Linked DNA regions of Homo sapiens: regions 1, 3 and 4 are each linked to region 2. A link is a loop called in an ENCODE intact Hi-C map of the cell type or tissue named here. Cell type or tissue: gastrocnemius medialis. All regions are shown on one strand. Region 1 overlaps CAMTA1 (calmodulin binding transcription activator 1). Region 2 overlaps CAMTA1 (calmodulin binding transcription activator 1). Region 3 holds the start of LINC01672 (long intergenic non-protein coding RNA 1672). Region 4 overlaps CAMTA1 (calmodulin binding transcription activator 1).

Region 1 (5,000 bases), 600 kb after region 2:
GTTCAGGTACAAGCTATACTTCACCAGACTCTCTTACAGGAGTCTCAACAATTGAAGAGATTTATTCACTGGGTTTATGAAGAGGCTGCTTCCAAAGAAACATAGGAAGCCCATAGAAACAAGTATGAGTTTTTATTTTGGGGGATTTTTTTTTTTAATCAAAATGGCGGGATGTTAATGGGGAGAGGAGGCACTGCTGGCAGACAGGAATGGGAAAGAAAACCACAGGCGGGAAGAGGAGGGAGTGGGGGAGAGGACGTGAGGGGGAAAGATGCGCCAGGCAGGGGGGCAGGAGGACTGCACGCAGGGTAAGTTCCCTCCCCAAAGCAAGGGAAGAGCTGATGCCTCCTCGGAAGGTCGCCCAGAGAGGGGAGGGACAGGCTTCCTGTCTCTGGCTCATTCAGGCTCCAAATGCCAGGTCTCCAAGGTCGGAGAGGACGTCTCCTGTTTCAGCGCCACCACAGAATCTGCCCGCTAGAGGCCCCATCACCCATCTGCTAATCACGCATGTGCCTTCCTAGCCTCAGATGCTTATGGCCCTGCTGAAGGCCTGGTGTTTGTGCCATCGGTTACATGCAGAGGGGCATGATCTGGGTCCCAGTGGCACTGCCCTGCTTTCCCGGGGTCCCCAGTGGCACGGCTCTGCGTCCTCGGCGTCCCCAGCAGTACTGCTGTGAGTCCCCAGGGTCCCCAGCGGCACTGCTCTGAGTCCCCGGGGTCCCCAGCGGCACTGCTCTGCGTCTCTCTGGGTCTCCCCCATTCCCGTCTAGTCTGGGTGAGACCCTTGGCCAGTCCCAACCGTGTGTGAACAGGCCCAGCAGCTGTGGCCACAGGGTCCATGACACTGGGGCGCCTGCTCTGCAGCCCCAGCCATGCGCTGTGCATGCATGTGTGTGCATATGTGACACCCACGTGCCTTCTGCAGAGACATCCAGGAGAAATTCCCACTGAAGGGGATGGCGGCAGCATCTCCCGTAGATCACTGCTCCTGACCTCCGCTGGCAGCCCTAATGGCCCTCTGGAGGATCCAGGTAATACAGTCACCCTCCCCTAGACCTATATCCTCCAAATGTTCCCAGTGAGGAATGTGAGCTCCTGCATCCAGAACCACCCTCTCCCCTGGCTGCCTGGCCCCCTGCGGAGATCACATGCATCTCTAATTTCTCTGTGTTCCGGCAACTCGGGGATTTAGAGCTGGAAGAGAAACCAGTGCGTGAGCAGTCTCACAAAAGCTCTAGCCTGAGGGCCCGAGTATTTGCTAAATGCAAAGCCTGCCAAACTGCACCCCCAAGGCCCTAATGTTCTCCCGTGAGCCACCCACCGAAGACGAAAACAGCTTCCCTGGAACCAACCTTCAGGAGCCACTGCTAATAAAGGCAGGCGTTTCTTACGTTCTACTGAAAAACGTCACCATATAAGGAAGATGACCAACCAAAGAGGACAGGAAGGGTGGGTCTGAGAAAGAGTCGAAGCCATTCTGCAACGGGGTAAATGTTTTCCGCCGAGCCTCTGGATGAGAATTTTGATGGCTCACATTTCCCGGACACTAGCTGGAAAACAAGCCCTGTGCTTTTAAGCACCCGACATCATGCACCATCTCCTTTTAACACCAAATAGCTGTAGGTGGACAGCACTATTACTGACCCCACCTGACGGAGCAGGCACGTGCACACACACACACACAGAGACATGCACACACTCAAGTGCACACACAGAAAGGTAAGGCAGACAAGCCTAATTAACCTAAGAAAATCTAACCCCAGGTTGCTGCCAGAAATGGACTTTGAGAATGCAGCTCAGGGTGAGCGTAGGGTGGGGGAAAGAGGAGGGCCCCTGCCTCTGAGTGAGGCCCCGATGCACCCACCATCCTATGAAAGCAAGCCTGCCCAGAGGCCTGTGCCAGCGGCCTTGGCAGTCAAATGTTCCCTAAGTGGCCACCTGTCCCGTCCTGCCAGGCTCCACAGCTGGGCAGACCTTCCACAAGTGAGAAAGCTGGGGCTGCGTGTCCATGCCCCAGAGCACACTGCAGCACACCCAGGCCAGTGAAGAAACTTGGGGGGTGGTTTGGTTGATTTCATTTTGTTTTCTTGAGGCAACCACACATTGAAGACTCTCAGAAACACCTGCTTTCTACCTTATTACAGTGACCTCTGGTGGTCAAGAATCAGATATTGCACAGCCAAATTAGAATTAAATAGCTTAATTTCAAGCAACTCTAGGTAACAAACGCCTAGAGGTCCTTTAAGAGGTTCTGAGAAGAGCAGAAGAGAAGGAACTGTGAGTCGGGAGCTGCTGCCAGCCCTACTGAAGGGAGGAGACTGGCTGTCACCTGACCCTGAGCAAAACCCGCTAGGGCTTCTCAGATGATGCTTCCAGAGCAAATGCGAAAGGCCTCCGCGCTCCAACCTGGGGCGGCATCTCGGCTGCTGCTCCCCCTCCCCCGACCAGCTGGTGGCATCTCAATGCCAGGCTTAGAGGGCACGGGCTCAGGGAGGTTTTTAGCAAAAGCTTTCCCCCTGCCAGGGGACCTGCCATGAGCTCAGGGGGAGGAAGGGTTTCTGGAAGGCTTGCGATCTCAGCGCCACCACCAGCCCTGCTCCAGCTGCTCCAGGGCTGAACAGGGAGAGGCAGGGAAACTGGGCTCCTTTCCCCCCACTGGAATCACAAGTCCCAGCCAAGAGAAGAAGGTCGGCCAGGAACAAGAGGAAGAAACAGCGTTTCTGCCCACACTCCATGGTACACTGGGTACCCAGGCTATGGTGCCAGGGCAGCCCAGGGAAGGGGGACGAGGAGGCAAGAGAAGCAGCATCTGCTTTGGGAGTCATTCTGGAGACTGAAAGGAAAGATAAAATCCCAGGGGCCATGATCAATATCCCCTTAGCCCTAAGCCAGGGCAGCAGAAGTCAGAGGCTGGAGGAGGGGAATTCTCCTGTGGAAAACAAAGCTGAACAGGGTATCCTGGAACAAACCTTAGCACAAGCAAGCACCTCTATCACCCTATCCCCAAGGACACTCTCAAGACATTCTAGACAGATGCTTTAAACCCTAAAAACTCTCCAGGGACAAGCATCCAACAACCTCAACCCATTCTAGGAGCTTCTAGAAGCTTCCAGATCAGAGCATTCAGACGTTAACCCCTGCACACATTATTGCCACCACTTGGTCTGTCCATAGTGTGGAGGCTTCAGTCAAATCCCCAAACACTAATGACAGATCCTCCCAAGGTATCGAGATAGTCTAGGCCTTGCTGTTTTGAATATGAAGACAGACTGGTTCGCTCTCCTGATATTCTTTGGAATTCAAAACGGATGTAGAATATCAATATCGTCTCAATTTTCCTTTATCTACGAGGAGACGTCAGCAAACCTTTCTGCCAAGGATTGTACAAGGATCATTAAAAGGAAAATGTCCATGGTAATTGTGCCTTTATGCGTATTTCTTCACTCCAATATTCTATAACATAATAATGTTTCACATTTCTACAGAACTGTCTTTTCAGCATGTTTTCGCATTATGCTTAATTTCGTAAGAGTTTCTCAGCCCCACATAACGACACAGTTCAATGCAAAATCAGATATAAATCTAGCTTAAGAGACTCTCAACAGGAATTTCACTTAAAACTGTAAATGTTAAAAGATTCTGCCTCTGATTTATGTTCTGTTGTGTGTGTGTGTTTCAAACAGTGAGCTTCCCCAGCCCTCTTAGACAATAGATGCTGGCAAAGCCACAGCAGCCACAGCCCAGGCCTCGCAGGTCTGACTGGACTGGCTCTGAGCCCCTCTGCAGAGGAAGCCGAGAAGGGGACAGAGGGCAACCCTTCGGTAGAAGCTCCAGCTCCGGGGCCGTGTGGGGCCTCGTGTAGAAAATGAACCAAGGGTGGCTGACACCGTCGCCCGCACTGGCTTGGGGCCAACTTTTAGGGAGTCATTTTGCAGCTTTATCTCATTTCCCTGCTCCTCCAAAATGCCAGGGCAGCATAAGGGCCCTCCGCCTCCTGCGCCCACACGCACCTGTCTTAAAAAACAGAGGGAGGGCCAGGCACCATGGCTCATGCCTGTAATCCCAGCACTTTGGGAGGCTGAGGCGGGCAGATCATGAGGTCAAGAGATCGAGACCATCCTGGCCAACATGGTGAAACCCAGTCTCTACTAAAAACAAAGATTAGCTGGGTATGGTGGTGCACATCTGTGGTCCCAGCTACTCGAGAGGCTGAGGCAGGGGAATCGCTTCAACCAGGGAGGCAGAGGCTGCAGTGAGCCAAGATCGCGCCATTGCACACGCCAGCCTGGACCGCAGAGTGAGACTCTGTCTTTAAAAAAAAAAAAAAAAAGAGGGAGATCCATGGCCAAGGCAGAAAGTCCTAGGTCAGGGTTTTATTCTGTATTGTACCTGGCTGTGGTCATGACCTTGCACATGTCAAGGTGAAAAGATGACCCCTGACTCCCTGCTTACGGGTACACCTGGGAGACGGGCAAGCTGACAGTGCCAAGAGCTCATTTGGGAAGAAGCAGGCTGATGCCTTCAGGTGCTGTGAACTGTGAATTCTTGATGGAATTAATGAATCCAGAGGAGGCATTCATCCATTGTCTAAGCACATTTAAGACAATTTTAAAATGTGGATTATTTACATACTAGGCTCTAATGACTCCGAAGCAACCATTACAGTCCGTCACGTAAAGCCATATCCAAGCAATCTGATTGCACCGGATCACACGCATGCCGTGTTTAGACAACTTACAGTACACAAATTATTTACATCGTGAAAACATCTCTGTAGCCCTGGCATTACGCTATCAAGAGACAACACAGCAGCAGATTAAATTGAAATATGCTGGCAGCTTTTGAAACTTTCGACTTTATTCCAAAATGCTAAAAGCCAAAAAAAAAAAAAAATCACAGTTAGCGTGTCTAAAATTTCACTTGAAAGGTGGGGCTGTGGTGAGTTGCCACCCAAAAAAAGAAAAGTCGCCACTTTGCAATTGTAAAATCCATTTATTTAA
Region 2 (5,000 bases):
AAGCCCCACACTCAAGTCAGCCTCTCCGTGCCCACCCTCTGCTGTCCTCCATGCCAGGTTGGAAGGGGGCTGCAGGCATTCTGGCAGGAGCCAGGAAGAGGGCTGGGACCCACCTGGAGATTCCAGGAACCTGCCCTGCCTGCTCCTCATGGCAGCAGCTCCTTCCCAAAGGGAAGGGTAAAAGGCAGAGGAAATCCTCTCCAGGAACCCCCAGCGCTATCGCTGCCTCCCCCATGACTCCCAGGCCCCGCAGATGCAGGCAGGGAGCCGGGCCTCTGCTCTCAGGGACCGAGCTGCTGTCTGGGCTGCCGTGGGGACACAGATGTGCTTCCTCTTATGCAACTCCAGGGTTTCTCACAAGTGCAAGTCAACAAGTGTCTGGCAAGGCTCCACCATGTGCCGGCACCAACACCTCAGCTGCAAAACAAGGAAACTTCTAGAGTCGTATTTCTTAACCCAGAGTCTACGGAAAGTCCTCACACAGTCCTGGAACATCCAGAAATGGTACACCCAGTACTTAGTGCATGCTGGGGACTGGCTTCCTCTGGGAGTGTGGCTACACTAAGCTCCGTGTGGCCTCCAACGCCTGCCCTCCTCGCACCTGGATGTGAGAAAGGAGGCCTGTGGCCCAAAGAGGTGCTGGTCCTGCTCTTGGCTGGCCTCTCGCCAGAGGCTGCTATAGGCCGGGGTTCCTTAAAAAGTATGGTCCTGGGGACCCCAGCACAAGAACCTAGCTTCATAAAAAACTCAGTGTCTGGAGCCCACTCCAGACCCAGGGAGTCAGAATGTCTGGGGAAGGGCCTGCCTTTCAGCCCCTCCCAGGTGGTTCTGAGGGGGAACCATTGTCTCTGCTCAGGCTTTCTGGGACCTTGGTGGATTCCAGGGTAAGACTGCAGCCGGCTCGGCTCCCTCTGAGCCCCAGAACTGGGTGGCCTGGGGGGCCCGAGCTCACTCCTGACATTCAGCCATTTGCTCCTATCCCAGAAGTCTCTGCTCAGAGGTAGTGACCCTGGAACACGCCTCTAAGTGAACACTGCTGGCCAGAAAGAGTCCCTCTAACAACACCCCCTCTCTCTCCCACCCGGGGCTGATCCCCCCACTCCTTACTGTGCCCACACCTGTAGCTCCATGGGGGAAAAGTTTTTGCAGCTCTCTTCCCTTCTCTCTCTCTTTTTTTTTTTTTTGAGGTGGAGTCTCACTCTGTTGCCCAGGCTGGAGCACAATGGCACGATCTTGGCTCACTGCAACCTCCACCTACTGGGTTCAAGTGATTCTCCTGCCTCAGCCTACCAAGTAGTTGTGATTACAGGCACCTGCCACCATGCCCAGATAATTTTTGTATTTTTAGTAGAAACAGGTTTCACCACATGGTCAGGCTGGTCTCAAACTCCTGACCTCAGGTGATCTACCTGCCTCAGCCTCCCGAAGTGCTGGGATTAAAGGTGTCAGCCACCATGTCCAGCCCTCTTCTCTTCTCTCTCTTCTTTTCTTTAGACAAGGTCTTGCTCTGTCACCCAGGCTGGAGTGCAGTGGCGCCATCTCAGCTCACTGCAGCCCTGAACTCCCTAGGTTCAAGTGATCCTTCCACCTCAGCCTCCCAAGTAGCTGGGGCTACTGGTGTGCACCACCACATCTGGCTAATTTTTCTATTTTTTGTAGAGACAGGGTCTCGCCATGTTGCCCAGGCTGATCTTGAACTCCTGGGCTCAAGTAACCCTCCTGCCTCGGCCACCCAGAGTGCTGGGATTACAGGCGTAAGCCACTACGTCCGGACTTTTAGGCTGGCTGCTGTCCTTCCTCGATGGGCTCTGGCTGAGCCTTAGGGATACCTGTTCCTAGTCAGGCTCGGAGCTCCCAGCCCGCCGTCCCCAGCCAGCCAGGTGATACTGGATCAGGATCGACTGAGCTGGAGAGGAAAAAAGGTGGGCACAGGCACCTCTCCCTAGGGTCTCCTGCTGCTAGTTCCAGCCCCACCCCAAGCCCCACCACTCCAGAATTACAGAGCAGGTCCCCAAACAGCCTCCTAGCACATCTCAGACACCAGGTCCAGAGGCGCGGGTGGGACAGGCCCCCGCCTGCAAGCTCCAGGTGGCCTGGACCGGGGAGTCAGGCTTCCCTGGGGCTCCCATCTCCGAGCGGGGCCGCTGCCACTGGCCACCAGGTGGCGCTGGTCGACCAGGAACGGCTCCGCGAGCCCCAGGAAGGAAGGCTTTGTTGATTTTCCTTCTTGATATTCTATAATCACCAGGATTACAATCTAAGCAAAAAACAAAACAAATAAACACAGCCCCCCCCCCTTCTGGATCTTTGGTCTTTGTCTGAAAAATTATGAGAAAACAAAAGGCGCACTGAACATACAACCCCAGGCTTGGGTACTGGCAACAGCGAGGGCCTCCGGAACAGAGGGAGGGAGGCTGGGGGTCTGGGGATCCTGGGCTCTGCGACCTCTCCCAGCCTGAGCTGGGTCCCTGGAGAGCAGGTGCTGGCTAAGCAGCCGCTCTGAGCAGATTTCTCTGCCACTGCAGCCACTGCTCAGCAATGAGGGGCCCGTTTGCAGCCACCCCATCCGAGGCCCGGTACTGGAAACGGTGTGGTGTCTCGGCAGCACTGCCTTACAGATGCTGAAGGCTGGCAGGACTGACACCCTGGCCCCTGGAAAACCAACAGGCTGCAGGTGAGGACCAGTGTGTTAGGGGAGATGGACTGTGGGGGCCATGACAGCACAAGCAAGCCCACACTTGCCAGGGCCTCCACCCAACTCAACAGGGCCTCCATTCACACTCACTAGGGCCTCCATTCCAACTCACTGTGGCCTCCACCCCACTCACCATGGCCTCCACCCTCACAGTCACCATGGCCTCTACCCAACTCACCATGACTTTCACCCTCACAGTCACCATGGCCTCCACCCTCAGTCACCAGGGCCTCTACCTCACCAGGGCCTCTGCTCACACTCACCAGGACCTCCTCCCAACCCACCAGAGCCTCCACCCAACTCACCAGGGCCTCCACCCAACTCACCACAGCCTCCACCTTCACAGTTACCATGGCCTCCAACCACTCACCAGGGCCCTCACCCTCACAGTCACCATGGCCTCCACCCTCAGTCACCAGGGCCTCCATCCGCCTCAACAGGGCCTCCAGTCACACTCACCAGGGCCTCCACCCAACTCACCAGGGCCTCCAACCACACTCACTATGGCCTCCATCCAACTTACCAGGGCCTCCACCCAACTCACCGTGGCCTCCACCCAACTCACCAGGGCCTCCACCCAACTCACCGTGGCCTCCAACCACACTCACTATGGCCTCCATCCAACTCACCAGGGCAGGGCCTCCACCCAACTCACCATAGCCTCCACCTTCACAATCACCATGGCCTCCACCCTCACAGTCACCATGGCCTCCACCTGCAGTCACCAGGGCCTCCATCCACCTCAACGGGGCCTCCGCTCACACTTACCAGGGCCTCCACCCAACTCACCATGGCCTCCACCCAATTCACCAGGGCCCCCACCAAACTCACCAGGGCCTTCACCTGCACTCACTATGGCCTCCACCCCACATTCAGGATGGCCTCCACCTCCACTTTCAACATGGCCTTTGTGGCCTCACATTTACTATGGCCTCCACCACCTGCCATGGAGGTGAGGTTGCTTTTGGAGGAAGTGTGGGGGTGGAGGTGCTGAATCCCCACACACTCGTGCCTGTGGATACGTCGTGTGCCCGTGCAGAAGCATGGAGGTGCACAGAGCACTTGTGTGGTGTGGGCGTAGGCCCTGGGGCTCTGCTGATTCCACAGCCAGCCCTCCTGCCGCCCGCCCAGTGCTGCAGAGGACACCTGCCCCAGAGGCCTGAGTACTCTGGCCTGATGCCAGCGGAGCTCTGGGGCTGGCAGGCAGGGTGGAGCTAAACCCCGAGGCGGCTGGGGGAGCTGCCTGCTGATTTCCGGGCCTTCGAAGCCTGCAGGAAGGCCTAGGACTTGCTCATGGCTGCAGGGCCATCTGGCCAGCCAGGGCACTCCAAGAGGAGCCTCCAGGTGGGAGAGCTGGGACAAGATCACCACACGGGAAGGGCTGTGAACACAGCTTAGAAGTCATGCCCTCGCCACTCACTCCGGATGGAACAACCTCACCAACAGCTTGCTGGGAAATGCCTGGCGTGCCATCCCCTCCTGGGCTGCCAGGAAATGGGCAGGGAAGAAAGCCACGGGTGCTCAGAGGGAGAGGATCTTCTCCGAGGAAACGGTTCCATCTGGCTTTCTGTAGGTTCCAGTGGAGCCAAGGGTGCAAGGTTTGGGGCATGGCAGTTTAGAACCACTGTGGCTCTGAGCAGCCCAAGATCACTGAGCAAGTTTCCTGCCAGCTTGGCAGGACAGAAGCACAGAGCCTGCCTGGCAGAGCAGTCGACTCCACTCAAAGTCATCTCTCAGTGGCTAATCTGGGAGGAGAGGACTCCCCCTTCAGCTCCTCACTCACACTATGGGGGTTTACTGGGTGCAAATCTGGTGCTCTCTCAGACCAGCTGCATTGGAACAGACCCTGGAATTTCCAGGATGAGACATACTAAGCTTTAGATCACTTGCGTACTGTAAACTCCAGGCCTCAGACGGCGCCTCAGACAGTCATTGCCAGGCCTTGGACTGAGATGGGCAATTCTGTGCACTATAAGCCAGAAAGCTGAAGCCCACAGGGGCACCCCAGGCTAAGCACAGCTCTACTCAGCCCTGAATGATTCACATGCAGAACCTCTTTCCCCAAAGTACGTTAGGATGGAACTACAAAGCAAAAAACGACACTTCCCAGACTCTCTTGCAACTAGGAGTAACCATATGACAAAATTCTGTCCAACGACACCAGAGATGAAATGATGTATGCAAGTTGTGGGCTTAAAGGGAAGGAACTCACCCTCCACCTTATTTTCTCCTCTTTCCACTGGTTGGAATGCAGTTGCAATGGCAGGAGCTGGAGTAGCCATTTTGGACCATGTAAAAGAAGGCA
Region 3 (5,000 bases), 920 kb after region 2:
CTGGGGTCATTTACCCATGAAAGGCTTTGGTGACTGGTGGCTTTGAACATTTATTATACAAGTGTTCTTGGCCAGCTCTAGGTCATGAGCCTCATGATGGCCGACAGACTACACATTCTGGCCTCTCCTGCCACGGGAGTATCTAACCACTGTCCTGGTAAGACCCTTTCTTTTTCCAAGACACCTTAATCATCACAGGGTATAGAGCCCGTTAGTATCAAGTTTGGATTTAGCACTGGCTCTGCCCTGGCATTAGTTTGCTCCAGCTGCCCTAACCAAGTACCAAAGTCTGTGTGGCTTAAAACAACAGAAATCTCAGTGGGGCACATTGGTTCATGCCTGTAATCCCAGCACTTTGGGAGGCCAAGGCGGGAGGATCACTTGAGGCTAGGAGTTTGAGTCCGGGCAACATAGTGAAACCCCCATCTCCAAGAAAAATACAAAAAAAAATACACACGAAAAAAATTACAGGCATAGCATATGTGCCTGTAGTCCCTGCTACTTGGGAGGCTGAGGTGGGAGCATTGCTTGAGCCCAGGAGGTCAAGGCTGCAATGAGCCAGGATCATGCCACTCTACTCCAGCCTGGGTGACAGAGACTGATATATACATATATATATATATATGATATATATGTGTATATATATACACGTATATATGTGTGTATATATATACACGTATATATGTGTGTATATATATACGTATATACGTATATATACACGTATATATGTGTGTATATATATACATATATATGTATATATACACGTATATATGTGTGTATATATACGTATATATGTATATATACACAGACATATATATACATCTCATATATATACACACACACATATATATATATATATGACAGAACATATATATATTCTCTCGTGGTTCTGGAGGCTTGAAATCTAAACCCAGGCATCCCCAAGGCCATGCTTTCCCTGGTGGCTGTAAGGGAGGATCCTTCCTTGTCTTTGCAGCTTGCAGAGGTTGCCTCGACATCCCTCGACTTGCAGACGCATCATCACGCCCAAAAGGTGGCCGTCTCCTCCCTGTGTCTTCATATCATCTTCCCTCTGTGTGCACCTGTGTCCGAATTTCCCCTCTTTAAAAGGACACCAAGGCCGGGCACGGTGGCTCACGCCTGTAATCCCAGCACTTTAGGAGGCCAAGGCGGGAGCATCATGAGGTCAAGAGATCAAGACCATCCTGGCCAACATGGTGAAACCCCATCTCTACTAAAAATACAAAAATTAGCTGGGCGTGTTGACGGGTGCCTGTAGTCCCAGCTACTTGGGAGGCTGAGGCAGGAAAAACGCTTGAACCCGGGAGGCAGAGGTTGCAGTGAGCCGAGATCACGCCACTGCACTCCAGCCTGGCCACAGAGCGAGACTCTATCTCAAAAGAAAAAAAAAAGACACCAGTCGTATTGGATTAGGACCCACCCTAATGATTTCTTTTTTTTTTTTTTTTTTTTTTTGAGACAACATTTCATTCTTGTGGCCCAGGCCGGAGTGCAGTGGTGCGATCTTGGCTCACTGCAACCTCTACCTCCCAGGTTTAAGTGATTCTCCTGCCTCAGCCTCCTGAGTAGCTGGGACTACAGGCATGAGCCACCGTGCCCAACCTAATGATTTCAATTAAATTATTTCAAAGGCCCTATCTCCAAATACAGGCACATTCTGAGGTCCTGGGCATAGGACTTGCCTTCAACATAAGAACTGGGGGACCCAATTCAACCCATAACAGCCCTCAAAAGACTTCCCTCATATTAAATGCAGACCAGATCATTCCTAATATGATCAGTGTAGATCGGGGTTCTCAGCCTCGGCACAGTTGACATCTGTCCAGGCAATTTTTTGTTATGGGAAGCTTTCCAGAGCATGACATAGGGTATTTATTAATAGCAGGATCTCAGGCCTCTACCCGCTAGATGCCAGTAGCACCTCTCCCCTCCCTTGTAAGAACCAAAAATGTCCCCATTTATTCATTTATTGCCAAATGTCCCCTGCAAGGGGAAGAGCGCCCCCAGTGGAGAGCCACTGAATTAAGTGAAATGTAGGCCGACCTTAGAGAAGCATTGCAAGGGGACTGAACACAGATGAAGAGGTTAGAGCGCTCACACATCAGGCAGAGAATCTTCCCTAAAAGCGGCGGATTCTGTGAACCCCCTAAATGTCCAGATTCCTTCATGAATTTCAAGAGTGGTTATTGTGTGCCAAGTATATATCAGGCGCTGATCTGGGCACTGGAGGAAAAAAGAGAACAAGACATTTTATTTTTATTTATTTATTTATTTTGTTGTTGTTTTTTGAGATGGAGTCTCACTCTGTCACCCAGGCTGCAGTGTAGTGGCGTGATCTCGGCTCACTGCAAGCTCTGCCTCCCAGGTTCAAGCGATTCTCCTGCTTCAGCCTCCTGAGTAGCTGGGATTATAGCTGGGATTACAGGCGTCCGCCACCACGCCTGGCTAATTTCGTATTTTTAGTAGAGACGGGGTTTCGCCATGTTGACCAGGCTGGTCTTGAACTCCTGACCTCAGGTGCTCCACCTGCCTCGGCCTCCCAAAGTGCTAGAATTACACGTGTGAGCCACCATGCCTGGCCAAGAACAAGACATTTTAAAACCCCTGCCTTAAATATCATACATTTGAGTGGAGAAGACTGAAAATAAATAAGATAAATAAAATATGTAGAATGCTGGATCATCATATGTGTGAATGTGAAAAAAAAAAAAAACAAGGGAAGCAAGGAGGACAAGAAGTGCTGGGAGGATGAAAAAAAAGTGCTTTTTTTGTGTGTGTTAGATGGAGTCTCGCTCTGTCGCCCAGGCTGGAGTGCAGTGGCATGATCTCGGCTCACTGAAACCTCTGCCTCCCAGGTTCAATCGATTCTGCTGCCTCAGCCTCCCAAGTAGCTGTGATTACAGGCACGCACCACCACACTCAGCTAATTTTTGTATTTTTAGGAGAGATGGGGTTTCGCCATGTTGGCCAGGCTGGTCTCAAACTCCTGAGCTCAAGCAATCTGCCTGCCTTGGCCTCCCAAGGTGCTGAGATTACAGGCATGAGCCACCACGCCCAGCCTGGGATGCTGAGATTTTCCAGGGTGGCCCGGGCAGGGCTCACTGAGATGTGGGGACAGGCTGAGAATGGGGGAGTGGGCATCGAATCATGCAGATTCAGGAAGAGCATTGTAGCTGGAGGGAATAGCCAGGGCAAAGGCCCTGAGGCAGGAGTATCCCTGGGGAGTCTGAGGAACAGGAGGAGGCCTGTGGGGCTGGGGCAGCGTGGACAACAGGGAGAGGGTGGCAGATAGAGTCAGTGAGGGAGGGGCGGGAGACAGATGACGGAGAGCTTTCGGGTCATGGCAGAGACAGGCTGGCACCCTGAGAGTTATGAGGAGCCAGTGGAGCTCCTATGTGTGTGTGGCGGGGGGTGCGGGAGGTGGGGGGTAAATCATCCAACATTTAGCAGGATTCCTCTAACAAGGGGCTGAAGAAGTGCCAGGGCAGAAGTCCAGCTATGTGACTATTACTACATCCAAGAGAGAAACAGGGATCCACAGACTAGCGCGGTGGGTGGCGTGAAGTGCGGGGAGATCCTAGATGGATGTGTTTGACGGCAGTGCCAACGAGATTCGCTGATGTGCCAGACATGGGCTCTGAGAGAGCGGGGAGGTCTTCGGCTTCAGCAAACGGAAGACAGAGCCGCGATTAATTGAGACGAGGAGTCAGCAGAAGCAGCTGGTTTGGAGGGAATATCAGAACGTTTGCTATTTGTTTTCATTGGGGTGCAACAGACATAACATAAAATGTGCTCTTTTAGCCACTGTGAAGGGCACAGTTCTGTGGCCATTACTACCTTCACACTGTTGTGCAGCCATTGCCACCACCCATCTCCAGAACCAGGGCAGGAAGCCCGGGCACTTCGACACTGAGTTCCATAGTGGAGCCGGGTACAAGTTGGCCTAAAGATAGGGTTATAGCCAGCTGGGCGTGATGGCTCACGCCTGTAATCCCAGCACTTTGAGGGGCCGAGGCGGGTAGATCACCTGAGGTCAGGAGTTCGAGACCAGCCTGGCTAACATGGTGAAACCCCCATCTCTACAAAAATACAAATATTAGCCAGGCCTGGTGGCGGGCGCCTGTAGTCCCAGCTACTTGAGAGGCTGAGGCGGGAGAATCAGTTCAACCCAGGAGACAGAGGTTGCAGTGAGCCAAGATCACACCACTGTGCTCCAGCCTGCGTGACAGAGCGAGACTCCATCTAAAAAAATAAAATAAAGATAGGGTTGTCAGATGTCCCTCTTCTCCAGGGACAGACCAGATTCTAGCCATTGCCCTATAATTAATAGCGGCTCTTCTCACTCTGGAAAGTGTTCTAGTCTGGGTGATAACATGGCCACCCCTCTTACTCTGAAGTAAGAACTCCCAGGCAGCATCTCTTGTAAAGTAAAGATGCAGAGCTTCAGGGACTCAGAACCTCCACCTGCGCTCCTCCACTACAGGCACATCTCAGTTACTTGGACCCAGTTCAAGGATGGGTGAAGGCCTGTTTTTGCCAATGACTAAACAACCTTGGAGAAGTCTGTGCACATCGGTCGCTATGTCCTTGGTTCTGGCAGGAAGCAAATGTAAACTCCCAGTCGTGAGGGCAACCACATAGCCTTGGGTCTCCTTTCCTCCTCGACTCACTGGTTCTGACGCACTAAACAAATGATAAGCCTAGATTGCTAGTCTTTGGCTGTGATATCTCCTGCTAGAACTTCCATCTCTCCCACAGCCTACCCTGTGGGACCATCTGCTTCTTTACAGCAAATCTCACCTCACCTGTTGACATTTACATGCACATGCCAAAACTAAGAGAAAGCCTGAAGAATGTGGGACATGAGGAGCTGGGATGTTCCTGGGTCGCTCCACGCTTCATGAGTCAGGCAGGCTGGAATGTGGTTGAAAATCAGGGAGTTATGGATACACATTCCAAAGTCCCCGGTGACATGTTCA
Region 4 (5,000 bases), 420 kb after region 2:
CAGAGGTTGCGGTGAGCCAAGATCACACCATTGCACGTCAGCCTAGGCAACAAGAGCAAAAACTCCATCTCACAAAAACGAAAAACAATAAAACAAAGGGATAAGTTCACAGAAGCAAAGTAGCATCCTGTAAACTACTTATAAATGGGGTTGGTGTCCTGTAAAAGGGGTTGGTCCCACTAATTTGGGCGGACAGGGGCACAGAGACGGACAGAGTGACATTCTCCACAGCCTAGTTTATGATAGGAAGAGTGTGGAAAACCCCTAAAAATGGCTTCAGTTGGCCGGGCGTGGTGGCTCACGCCTGTAATCCCAGCACTTTGGGAAGATGAGGCGGGTGGATCACGAGGTCAGTAGATCGAGACCATGCTGGCTAACACAGTGAAACCCCGTCTCTACTAAAAATACAAAAAAATTAGCCAGGCGTGGTGGTGGGTGCCTGCAGTCCCAGCTACTCAGGAGGCTAAGGCAGGAGAATGGCGTCAACCCAGGAGGCGGAGCTTGCAGTGAGCCGAGACCGTGCCACTGCACTCCAGCCCGGGTGACAGAGCGAGACTCCATCTCAAAAAAAAAATAAAAAATAAAAAAGGCTTCAGTTAACTGCTTTGGTAAATGAATCACAGGATATTGATAGAATAGTAGATAGTTATTAGAAAAAATGTGCATATCTCTATTTGTTAACATGGAAAGAGCTCCATTATTTAAAAAAAAATTGCAAAATGGAATGCATGGTGAGATCTCATTTCTATAGAATTCTTCACTTACCCAGCACCTATATGTCTATGTGTACATAAGGAAAAGTCCGGAAGCATTGAGTTCTCTAAAACCTTGACCCTGGCTATCTCTGGGAAATGGGACTTCAGAGGATGTTTGTGAAGTTGGTTGCTTTTTGTTGTATCTTTCTGTGTGGTAAGAATGTTCTTCAATGAGCCTGTTCTATCTTTATCAGAGAGAAAGATGTTAATTTAAATGAAATTAAAGGACAGGGATTACAGCATGAACTCAGCAAGCATTCACGGGGCACCTGCTCTGCACCCAGTCCTAGGGATGTAAGGGTGATGAAACTCAGCCATTGCCTGGAACAGCCTGAAGGCAAGTGGAAATCACAAATAACAAGCAGATGATTGTAATTCCACGAGGGGCAGGCAATGAGGGTGAGGTGGCGGGGCGGGAATTTGAGGGGGAGGCAGTGAGCTTTGTGTCACCTCCTTTTACTGCAATAAACCTTGGCCTGCATGCCCCCTAAAAGTGGGTTCTTTGGAGGCACGTGTTTGGCCTCAAGGAAAGTTCTCATTGAGCAGAGTTAAAAAGCCCCTTTTGGATCCTCAGGGGATGTGGGGACAACTGAACTCAAAGCCAGAGAAGGCAAGAAGGAAACACCTGCCTCAAGGGGCTGTGGACAGGCACTGGGCTGAACACGCCAGGCCATCCCACATCTGCCATCCTAGGATACCCCCAAAAGGGGATGCTAGGATCCCAACCCCTGAGATGAGGAATCAGTGGCTCGGAAAGGTTCGCTGCTGGCAGGAACCCTGTAGGGATGAGCAGAGGAGCCACACTGGAACAGTCGAGGGGATGTGTTTCTGTCACTCACCATCTTCCTGCAGGGAGACTAGACCCTGAACTTCTGAGCTGGAAATGCCACTGTCGAGGGAACTCTGAGCCAACCAAAAGTCTATGATCATGCGCCTGTGACCTTCTCCAAAGAGGGACTGATGCAGAGAAGTGAACCCCCGAAATCCTGCTAAGTGTCTGAGCTTCCACCCTTTCCTCTGGGGTAGCTGTCAACCCCGCTGGCACATTGCACTGGGGTGCCGGCCTCGCCACTCTTGATGGGTTGTTGATGGACCCTCCCAGGTGTTCTCAGCAACACCCCACCCACAACCCCAGGAAAGGGAAGTTCCAAGGGAAATCCAATGCCTTAAATGAAGAATTCCCAGGGCCACTCGGAGAAAAGGCTCCCAGGATATTGTTGGTGGGGAGGGAAAGGGTGACAGTAGAGGTCTTTCTGGGTAATAAAAGAGATCTGCTGGCCGGGCACGGTGGCTCACGCCTGTAATCCCAACACTTTAGGAGGCCGAGGCAGGCGGATCACGAGGTCAGGAGATCGAGACCATCCTGGCTAACACAGTGAAATTCCGTCTCTACTAAAAAATATAAAAATTAGCTGGGCATGGTGGTGGGCGCCTGTAGTCCCAGCTACTCGGGAGGCTGAGGCAGGAGAATGGCATGAGCCCGGGAGGCAGAGCTTGCAGTGAGCTGCGATCGTGCCACCACACTCCAACCTGGGCAAAAGAGCAAGACTCCATCTCAAAAAAAAAAAGAGATCTGCCAAGATCAGTAAGAATTTGCCCCAGGCTCCAGTGCCCTGCCCAGCTGGCCCCTTACAGCCCCTTCCTGACTCTTCCTAGCCTCTCCTCCAGCCTCCTCATCTCAGTCAAGGAGACACTAGACGATGGGGTCAAGGCGCTTTCTGCCATCTGCTGGCTGCGGCAATAAGGATGCAGCTCATGTGACCCGAGACTCATCAGGGCAGCAGCCCATGCAGGTGGCAGCAAGGGAAGCTGAAGTGCGGTGGGCAGGGTGCCAACGGACCATCCAGACGACATGGAGCAGCTACGGAGCAGGGCCCTGGGGAGCGGGGCAGGGAGGCATATCCACCAAACACTCCCACATCAAGAGCCCCAGGTGGGCTTTCATCAGGTCCCCACTAACCCTAGAGCCTTGCCCTTAGCAATCAATGACACCAGCGGAGAGGCGCGGGTGTCACGCCTCCAACCTGGGACCCCGCTTGAGCAGGGACGGAATTCATGAGTTTTGTGCTCCTGTACAAAACGATGATGACATTTAAAAATAAAACCCGTACACAGCAGATTCCTGAAAAATAATAATAATAACCTTAATTTTAGCAAGTGGAAAATAGTTTCAGAAAACTGTTTTGCTCTTGGATCTCGTTGGGAACATGAAAACCTTCTCAGATTCAGCCAGCTGCTGGTTTTTCCACTTCCCTTTGGGTGGACGCTGAGCCATCCAGCTGTGGCGCCCTTGCCAACTGGGACGAGAGCCTGCAGAGCGGTGCAAATTTAGGCCATCCAGTGGAAAGCTCACCAAGCGCCTCGGCCACTGGGCACAGCCTGACCTTGAGCAGCGATTATGTTTCCAGCTAAGCCTGCAGCCTCTCCTGCAGTAAAAGGAGACTGACAAGACCTAAGGCCTCCACCTGGCAGAGCATCATTCTCCCTCCCATCGGGTGAGGTCCAGGATGGCTTGAGCACTCTGGCTTTATGTAAAGGTGCTACAAACGTTAAGGTGCCCCATCCTTTATACAACTGCATGTCATGTGGGTTCATGGTAGTGATTATGATTAAGATTAGTCTGTGGTCATTACACACCCAGAAGATCTCTGGTCATCTGGGGTGATCGAGTTATTCAGCAATCTTCCACCCCGCCCTCTAACAACTGCAGTGAAGATGGGATGATACCTTCGTTAAATATCCCATAGGCCCCAAGGTAAACCTGAGAACTAATAAATACATGTAAATACATCTAATAAAATAAAATTTGAGATTAAAAGGAATCTCGCTTGCATATTCATGAACCACGTGGAAACTCAAATGAGCTCTTCTAAGCTCCTTATTCATGGTGAGTCAGAGATTTAACACATGCTGGGAAGATTGCTTAGCAAATATAAGCCTGGCAATGGCACATGCATCCATGAATTCATCGGACAAGTATTTATTAACTGTCCCTTTGCATTACTATTTATGTTGCATATTCATCCCTCTTTGCAAACCCAGGGCCTCATATAAATGGCAGGCACTCACCTGTTGACGATGCTGGTGTTCTGAGGCCCTAGAAAGCACAACCCCTGGCCTCAGGTTGCTTATATCTGCTCAAGGAGGTAAGAGTCACTTCCTCTATGAAGCTTTCCTGACCCCTCAGGACCCTGTTAGGTGACCCTAGTATCCATTTCTCAAGACTCTCCCTGTTAGCACCTACCTCCCATCACACACTCACACACACATACACACACGCATGCATACACTCACACACATACGCACACAATCACACATACACATACTCACACGCACATGCACCTGTTCCATTGTCTCTATCCTCTCCTGCACTAAGTTTAGGGTAGGGAGACACTGAATCTGCTTTGCTCACCCTAGCCTGACATACACATGTAGGAAACATTCAGTACATCACTGGATGAATGAAGCAAGAAATGAATGGTTGGATGGGTGGGTGGGTGGGTGGGTGGGTGGATCAACAGGTAAGTAAAGGCAAGGCAAAGGCCTAAGTTGTGGCCCAAGGAAAGATGTATGAGGGGGTGGCCCGCAAGGGCGAGAGGAACAAGAGCGTTGGTCATCAAGGGAAGAAGATCAAGAAAAAAAGGTTTGAGATCTTAAGGACAGTGAAGACTTGGCATTGGGTGAGTTGGTATTTTCTGGTCATTTCTGTGCCACACAGGGTGCCGGGCACCTCATGAGCATCACCCCGGATCCTCACAGCTGCACCTGAGGCAGATATACCCACGTAGAAGAGGAAGCTAGGCTTAGCAGGATAAGCTGGCACCACTGCAGAGCTGGCACGCGGCGAAGCCAGGATTGGAGACCAAGTGGGCCTGACCCAAGCTCTCTCCATGAAGACCAATGGGCATCCTCTGGCCCAGGGACCATTGCCATCAGGTGGGACCGTTGCCATCAGGAAAGAAGAGAGCGTGCTCCAGGAGGCAGCTCTGGGCAGTGCAGAGGGATGAAACAATCAATATGGTGGCTGGGCCCCTTGGAACAAAGAGAAAGGGCTGGGGCTGTCTAGGGAGGACTCAGGACTCATGACCCACTCCTGCCCACAGAAACATAACTCACTCTCCGCCTGAGCACAGCCACTATGTCATGGGGTGATGTAGAGCCAGGGAGGGAGGCAAGGACACGTTCCTAAATAATATCCTATTTTGTAGTCAACAGTCAGGCAAGAGGAAGGGAGAAAGAGGAGGG

What was found. A loop is a pair of places that touch in the nucleus more often than their neighbours do. Peaks named below come from ENCODE experiments on the same cell type or tissue, not always from the same donor. Only the 100,000 strongest peaks of a DNase experiment are listed, where the experiment ranks them.
Region 1: it touches region 2 in a loop (13-fold over the local background); 71 of 110 quality-filtered maps call a loop at or near these places.
Region 3: it touches region 2 in a loop (8-fold over the local background); 54 of 110 quality-filtered maps call a loop at or near these places.
Region 4: a loop joins it to region 2, with 20 times the contacts of the local background. A loop is called at or near these places in 46 of 110 quality-filtered maps.

Annotation. Positions count from the first base shown.
Region 1 is chr1:7,040,054-7,045,053 of GRCh38, reverse strand. The region is part of intron 3 of CAMTA1 (calmodulin binding transcription activator 1); the gene reads right to left. Among named protein-coding and RNA genes, the nearest start is that of CAMTA1-AS3, 28 kb to the right of the region's middle. In gastrocnemius medialis, a CTCF peak has its summit at 2,158 (motif pointing left); no DNase peak of the experiment used is centred here; H3K27ac peaks cover 2,059 bases.
Region 2 is chr1:7,644,576-7,649,575 of GRCh38, reverse strand. The region is part of intron 7 of CAMTA1 (calmodulin binding transcription activator 1); the gene reads right to left. Among named protein-coding and RNA genes, the nearest start is that of VAMP3, 120 kb to the left of the region's middle. In gastrocnemius medialis, CTCF peaks have their summits at 1,944 and 2,149 (motif pointing right); DNase peaks (open chromatin) are centred at 375, 3,896 and 4,171; H3K27ac peaks cover 1,671 bases.
Region 3 is chr1:6,724,677-6,729,676 of GRCh38, reverse strand. LINC01672 (long intergenic non-protein coding RNA 1672) reads right to left here and starts at 4,932. Exons shown (of 2, transcript NR_104620.1): 1 at 4,827-4,932. In gastrocnemius medialis, a CTCF peak has its summit at 2,028; no DNase peak of the experiment used is centred here; H3K4me3 peaks cover 440 bases.
Region 4 is chr1:7,222,415-7,227,414 of GRCh38, reverse strand. All of the region lies in intron 4 of CAMTA1 (calmodulin binding transcription activator 1), which reads right to left. Among named protein-coding and RNA genes, the nearest start is that of CAMTA1-IT1, 140 kb to the left of the region's middle. RefSeq lists enhancers at 2,086-2,586, 2,587-3,087. In gastrocnemius medialis, no CTCF peak of the experiment used is centred here; no DNase peak of the experiment used is centred here.